Linked DNA regions of Mus musculus: region 2 is linked to region 1. The links are chromatin contacts, found by POLR2A ChIA-PET in ENCODE. All regions are on one chromosome and are shown on one strand. The core of a region is the stretch at or near the end of the contact, and the rest is flanking DNA. Distances in the headings are between cores, read along the strand shown. Region 1 holds the start of Tfb2m (transcription factor B2, mitochondrial). Region 2 holds the start of Sccpdh (saccharopine dehydrogenase (putative)).

Evidence for each region. ChIA-PET counts read pairs that join two places held with the same protein, here RNA polymerase II (POLR2A).
Region 2: POLR2A ChIA-PET joins it to region 1 with 14 read pairs in Patski. The contact joins the promoter of Sccpdh here to the promoter of Tfb2m in region 1. POLR2A ChIA-PET finds 5 or more read pairs at or near these places in 2 of 5 experiments (Patski and embryonic stem cell).

What each region holds. Positions count from the first base shown.
Region 1 is chr1:179,544,323-179,548,099 of GRCm38, reverse strand. It overlaps Tfb2m (transcription factor B2, mitochondrial), which reads left to right and starts at 1,824. Exons shown (of 8, transcript NM_008249.5): 1 at 1,824-2,278; 2 at 3,114-3,202. The coding sequence starts at 1,969. It overlaps Cnst (consortin, connexin sorting protein), which reads right to left and starts at 1,571. Exons shown (of 11, transcript NM_146105.3): 1 at 1,484-1,571.
Region 2 is chr1:179,666,560-179,670,336 of GRCm38, reverse strand. Sccpdh (saccharopine dehydrogenase (putative)) reads right to left here and starts at 2,106. Exons shown (of 12, transcript NM_178653.3): 1 at 1,792-2,106. The coding sequence starts at 1,981.

The sequences.
Region 1 (3,777 bases), core at 575-3,074:
TGCGAAGTGGTCTACCACTGAGCTACAATCCCCTTGCCTTAAGAGGCTTATTTTAAAAATGAAAAACTCAAGAATATACTGGGTAAGTAAATTTTGTTATTGCTCTGATATTTTTTAAAAATCATTCTGAGGGAGGGACTGGGAGGAGAGGAGGCAGGGGAGGCAAGGATCGTGAGGTAAAGTTAATTAATTATTTAATTAATAAAAATTATAAAAATCATTCTGCCATATTCAATTGTTAAAATATAGCTCTGGGGAGGGGTGCAAGTCTAGAATCCTTCTGAGTTTATCAAAATGCCAATGGGGGGGGGTCACCTTTGCTTTTTTTCTTTTCCTGAGACATGGTTTCACTATATCCTAAACTAGCCCTGAACTCTATGCATCCCAGGCTGGCCTCCAACTGGTGGGTAATCAGCCTCCTGAATGCCAGGAGCACAGACTTTTACCACCATGCCTGGGAAGAATAATTTCAATAAAGAAAGGATGTTAAAAAACAAAACAAAAACTTAACAAAATCAAGATCAGTGAACAACAGTTAATAGCTTCTGCAGTGTACTAACTTACCATGCAAAAAAGGCCATCTTCAGGTGTCAATTCTTTCCGCCCTAGAGTTTCATTAGCTAAGGGCAATCTTGAGGCTACTTGGCAGGTGACACATTCCTGAGAAACTCTTTCCTTGTGCATTTATATGCCAAGCTCAATTATGCTGCCAGCAGAGTAAGCAGAAAGGATTGTACATATTTTAAACTAAGAAGTTGATTGGCCGCAGCTTCCAGCCTTGATGGAAGGGATAATGGGCAAAGCTTTGAGTACGATCCCCAAACACCGAAATCACTCTCAAAGAAAAGGATCTTCTAACACTGCCAAAATTCCCATTAGAGTATCCTATTTTTAGTCTTTGCAATCGGCCTTTTAAATTGCATTCTACGGTACAATGTGCTTAACTAAGTTTACACAGAGAATAAGGAAGCTTCCTAAGGCTTTAATCCTTTTAAACATGGGAAGGAATTTTAAGCTTTCAAATATTAAAATTTTTCAGCCTGAAATTTCAGTCTTGCAAACATGCATATTAAAAAGAAAAGGTAAATCTTGGCCCACAGGGAGGGAAAGAAGGGAGGCACTCGGCGGTTCCTGACAACCAAAGAGGTAGCTGTGGAGGGGAAAGAAGGTATATGGGGGCAAATAAAAGCTACCCGCAGGGAAGCTGGCACAGGCGACGGGCCACCGAACAGAGACACCGACGCGGAGTAGAAGCTGCCGGGTCCCCGGGGAGGGGAGCGCGCGCGGAGAAATTGGCGCGACGCGCGACAACCGCGTACCCGCAGAAAAGCGGGGAAAACAGGAGATCCGAGAGGGGGCGGATGCGAGAGGGACCCGCTGCAACTCCGGGGAGGACAGCGCCCGGGGAGGAGCCAGCGACTCCCCACAGCTCGGCGGTCGCCGCCAGCCGGCTGATCCCCTGCAGCCGGGCTGCTGGTCTTACCTGGGCATCCGAGGCAATGCAAGGGCTACCGCCGGGCGCCGGGTCTGTTTCCAGCCCCGCGCGCTGACATGGCGGCCGACGAGCTGTCACACCGCCGGCTCGGGTCTCCCGCGGCACTGGAGGATCGGACACCTCTAGCCTTCCCGCCCCGCCTCCCTCTGCGCAACCCTCCCGGCTGGCGGCCGGACCGAGGAGCATAGAGTGCGAGACCGCGGCTAGAGAGGAAGTGCGGAGGGCGGGCGACCATAGAGTTCCAGCACGGACACACCCGGAGAGTCCACGCACAGGAGCCTGGGGGCGGAGCCTAGGCGGAAGCGGAAGCGAGTGAGCAAAGGACTGAGGCTAGGTCGTTCGCATGCGCCATTCGTAATGTTTACTTCCGCCCGGCCTAGTGTGGTGGTGAAATGTGTGCACGTGTGATGGGGTGCTCTGCGTTCTTCGCAGAGGCTACCTTAACTGGTGTTTGAGGTGGACTTTAGAGGAGGATGAGGGGACCGGCGATGCGGCTTCCCCCGCGGATCGCGCTGTCAGCGTTGGCCCGCGGCCCATCTTGCATTCTAGGGTCCGGAGCGGCGACGCGGAAGGACTGGCAAACGAGGAACCGCCGCGGCTTCTCTGACTTCAATATAGAGCCGTTGCCTGATTCTGATTTGGAGGAGTCGTCCCCGTGGACATCCAGGAATCGATCGGAGCCTACGCGTCACATAGCATGTAAGAAAGCGGCCAGGAACCTGGTACGGGACCTGCTGGAGCACCAAAACCCATCCCGTCAAATTATACTAGAGTGCAATCCAGGTGAGTTGAACAGAAGCTTTGCCCTTAGCGTTTACGTGCCCAATATCCTAAATTAGTGTTTGTTTATTGTGTATGCGCGCGTGTTTAGGTCAGAAGACGACTTAGCGAGAGTCAGTTCTCGCCCTACACTTGTGATCTCAATGATTGAAACGAAGTGTTCAGGCTTTACGCCAACCGCCATTGCCCTCTGAGCGTTCTCATTGACCCTGAATTGTATTTTTTTCTTTCTTAAGCATCACTTCTTACTGACAGTCATTTCGTTTAGACTTGACAGTAATTTTTATGGCTAAACATTCAAATAGTCCGTGAGTAAGAGGTAGTCGCAATCTTACATACTATCTTATATACTTGTTTTTCTTCTAGGAAATAGTGACATTTGTTAGGACAGTAAGTGTTGCTGTCACTGACAGACAGAAGGCTGTACAGCTTACCTGTTGAGATGTTGTGGGTTCAAGGTAACTGCCTAATCATAGTTTTCTATATGCAAAAAGAATGTTATCTGGAAACATTGTGTCGTTGAAGCTTGTGTAAAGTCGACTTTGAAAGTGACTGTGGCCGGATGCAATGGCACACACCTTTAATCCCAGCAAGAGGCAGACTGATCTGTGAGTTGGAGGCCATCGAGGTCTACAGAGTGAATTCCAGGACAGCCAGAGCTACACAGTGAGATCCTGTCTTAAAAATAGAGGAAGAGAAAGACACACACACACACACACAGAGAGAGAGAGAGAGAGAGAGACAGACAGACAGACAGACAGACAGATAGAAATGGAGAGACAGAATCAGACAGTATGTTGTTTATTTTGCAAATAAAGTTTTTCTGTTAATATACCAGGTCCTGGAATCCTGACTGGGGCATTACTTAAAGCTGGTGCCAGAGTGGTTGCCTTTGAAAGTGAAAAGACTTTTATTCCACATTTGGAGGTATATTTTTATGTTCCTAAAGTAATATATCTATAAAGACTAGGACCTGTTGAGTGTTCCATGCTTGTTGAGTTTCTGAAAGCTTGGGAGTTCTGAAATCTCTTTTCTAGTTCCTACTGGGGCCCCGAAAATGATAACCTCAAAGCATGACTCATTAATAATAAGTGAGTATTTTGGAATAAAGGACAGTTGGAAGCCCTCAGGTGTAGCTTCAGGAAGAAAGTGTTTCTGCCCTCCTGTTCTTCAAATCAAGCCCTAGAGAGCAGAACTCCTATTCTCAGGATAGACACAGAAGCTAGGACCACCTCACTGCAAAAGAAATGATAGGCCTGAGAATTACTGTAAGCTTTCTGTGTGAGAACTGCCTTTGGCCTACCTTGATTCATAGAGGATCGGGAGTTCTTTTGTCAGAAGCGTTCACCCTCTGCCCAAGAGGAACGAATGACAAACGTAGAGAGCCTAAGAATCTGAACGGAGCGGCCCTGGGTCTGCTTCCACCTTTGGTTGGTTCAGGTCACACCCCTTTTATTCCAGCTCATCCCCACAGAGCTGCCCATTCTCCATTGACTCTCAGC
Region 2 (3,777 bases), core at 857-3,356, 120 kb before region 1:
TCAGCACTCGGCACCATGAGAATTAAAGAGGACTTGGAGGCCAATGCACTTTTTAGTAGTTTTAAAGAATTATTTTACTAAATTGTGTGTGTGCACATACGCACGTCAGTGCAGGTGCCCAAGGAGACCAGAGGTAGCAGATATTCCCTCAAGCTGGAGTTCCATGGGGCTGTCAGTCACCCAATGCAGCTGCTGGGATCCTCAGCAAGAGCAGTACATGTTCTAACTGCTGGGACACCTCGCCAGACCCGTGATTTCATTTTTAAGTAGTCCAGCCTATATAAAATCATCCAAGCTTATAAGGAAATAACTGGAACTAATTGACCCAATAGAGCCATGCAAGTCTCCACTGATTAAGGCACTCTCTGCAAAGCTGCCTAATTTGGGCAATGTAGATGGTAAGGAATTAGGTTATAATTATACAGCAGTGGTTCTCTGCCTTCCTAGTGCTGTGACCCTTTAATCCAGTTCCTCATGTTGTAGTGACCCCAACCATAAAAATTATTTTCGTTACTAATGTATAGCTGTAATTTTGTTACTGTTGTCAATCATAATCTAAGCATCTGTGTTTTCCGATGATCTTAGACAACCCCTATGAAACAGTCATTCGACCTTCAAGGGGTCTGCAATCCACAGGTCTCTGAGAACCACTGCTATACTCTCACTGAGGGAAAATAAAAGGAACAATGTATTTTAATAATGGCCTGTTTTCCAGAAAACAATAAATGTCCAAAACTTCTCTGTCAAGGTTCTGTGTGTTAGCAATGGCAGCACAAAACAAAAGGCTGTGTTCCCTTGCCCTGACAAGGCTCAGTGTGGAACCATAAAACTGAATAGAAAGAATGAAGAACAAGTATGACTTGTCCTGGGTGGAGATTTAGTTGCCAAACTCCAAGGCTATGGGGTTCTAAGTCGGGTGCTTCCCCAAAGCAAAAAGGTTGGGTGTGTGTGTGTGTGTGTGTGTGTACACGCAAGAGCACCCACGTGTCCCTCCTCACTCCCATGTGTGCATCACAACACTTAGGACAAGGCCTAGCATGGAAAATACTACTCAATCAACATGTTGACTAGAAGCTGAAAGAATAAGTAAACATCCAAAACTTAAAAAGAAAAAAAAAATTCCCACATTTTTATTAAGAATAAGACGACTGGAGTGGAGGGTGGGGGTGCGAAGAGGCAAGGGCATCAGTATGTCCAGGTCAGCCCACACTGCCTCAAGCAATTAAAGTGAGAACTGCAGGCGGATTTCGACAAGCAAAAACACAAACTGAAAACCAGAAAAACACACACACACAAAAAAGCAAGCAGCTAGCGGGGTAACTCAGAAGCACGGTGTATATGCTTACCACGTTCAGAAGTGCTGAGCTAAATCCGTATCACCAAGCCACAAAAATAGGTGCACTATAATATTGCTAGTACAACTCAGCTTTCTTAATTGTCCCCAAGAGACAAACTACAATGGACCTCCAAGAAATCCGTGTCTTATTTCCCTTTCCCACAAGTACAAGAACCCTTCAAACCCATCAGAACAACAGAGATGGACAGAGGAGCCACTGAAGTTCTGAACTCTCTCTCGACAGTGGAGATCCCCAAATTGGGAGGGAGAGAAAAGCCTTTTCTTCTTTTTTTCCTTTAATTTAGGAGCGGAACAAGGCCCGGCCCGGCTCGGCCAGGCGAGGCGTCCGGTCCTCCCGCAGGGCTCGATGCAGGCGCACGCTAGGGAGACGCCCCTCGGCGACCTGCGCCCAGCCCGGCCCGGCCCTGCCCACCCCGGCGACCCCGCCGTGTTACCCAGTTTCTGGGCAGCCTTCTCCAGCACTTGCTGCAGCTTCTCCTTGGAGCGACCCGCCACGGCCCAGGGCAGGCGGGAGCTCTGCTCCGAGGCTATCTGCTCCCGGGCCACCTCCTCCGTCACGAACTGGCCGGTGAAGCCAGAGGCGCCGAACACCACCAGGTGGAAAGGCCTCTGCTCCGTCGCCATGACGAGTCCACAGCGAGCTGCAGCCCGGGGCGGGCTGAGTCCACCGCGCCTGCGCCTCAGGCCGGGACCCCAGTACCGGGCGCAGCAACCGCCGCTGTCCTGGCCGCCGTCGGCGCGGCTACAGCGCCCGGCTCCCTTCGGCCCACGCGCGGGCCACGCCCACAGCCACGCCCACGCCTCCTCGCGACCAAGCTGCTGCGCCGCATCCCGGGCCACCGGCCGGTGCCGCGCCGCCACATCCGGCTCGGGCTGCACGTCCGCTTCGGTGGCTGACAGGAGCGGCCGACGGCCCATTGCTGCCCGCCGCCCGGCTACCCGCATCAATCTGGCCACCCGAATCATCGCGTCCTCTTGGTTCCCCTGAAGCAGAACCAGGGCGGGCCGGTTCTTCCCGCTTCTCTGGGGGGATTGCGAAAAGAGACGGCCGGGGGGTCGCCCACGCCGAGAACTGGAGCTTGGAAGTCGGTGGCGGAGGAGAAGCTTATTAGCAATAAGGAACGCTGGTGACCCGAGCTGAGAGCATTGGACTGACTGTCTGTCATCCAGCCTTTCTGATGGTGTCAGAGACCATTGCTTTGGGCTAGGCTTCCTTTAAAAAAATTTTTTAAATTATTTTTAAGTTTGTTTATGCGTCTGTATGTCTTGTCTGTGCACACGCCCGTGCCACAGGAGCCAGGGGACAACTAGTCTAGGGATCAAATGTCAGGATCAGCAGTAAGCACTTGTGCCTACTGAGCTATTCTCGGAGCTGCTACAGACCAAACCTAATCGTGTTCGTTGAGACTTATTGTAGAAAGCAGAATGTCCATGGGGGTGGGTACAGCAGCTAGGCCAGGGTATTTAGATGACCACTATCCCATGAAGCCTCTCATTTGCCTTAGTGATTTTTTTTTTTTTTTTCTGTAAATATCACTTGACTTGAATTCCGTTCTGGATTTCTTAGACCCAGCTCTGGTTTTCAGGGCTGCCCAAATTGCTGATTATTGTTGAGCGTTGTTTGTTTGTTTGTTTTCCTTTGTCTTAAGCTTGCTTAAAGTTTTGTTGTTGCTTTTGTTTCCAGACAGCTTCTCTGTGGCCTCAGAATCTGGGTCCTCCAGTGTCAGTCTCCTGAGTCTTTGAATTACAAGCCTTCCACCCCACTTCCCACCCCACTCCTTTTCTTTTGTTTTTTTGAGACAGTGTTTCTCTTTGTTAACTCTGGTGGCTGTCCTGGGACTCTCTTGGTAGACTAGGCCAGCCTCCAGCTCAGATCCACCAGCCTCTGCCTCCTGAGCACTGGACCAGCTTCCCCTGCTGTTTTTTGTTGTTGTTGTTTTGTTTTGTTTTGTTTTTAATGCTCTAGTTGGTTTTCTCTCACGATCAAGAAATTCTTGGGGAATGAAGAGATGGCTCCACAGTTAAGCACACTAGATGCTCTTCCAGAGAACTCAGGTTCGATTCCTAGCACCCACAAGGCAACTTACAGCCTTCTGTAACTCCAGTTCCAGGGGATCTGGTACTCTCTTCTGGCTTCCTCTGGTACCGGGTACTTACATGATGCACAGAAGTACACACAGGCAAAACACACACACACAAAACCAAACAAAAAGAAAATATCTGATAAATTAACTTGCAAAGAAGAAGAAGTTTGCTTAGGTTTGCAGTTTGTGTATTTTCAGTCTTTAGTCAGATGTGCCTGTTGCTTTGGGTCTCTGGGCCTCTGGTAGTCTTTCTGGATGCCGGTGACTGGACTTCAAGGCAGAGAAAATTACTCTTATGTGCATTGGTGTGAGAGGATCAGGTGCTGGAGTTACAGA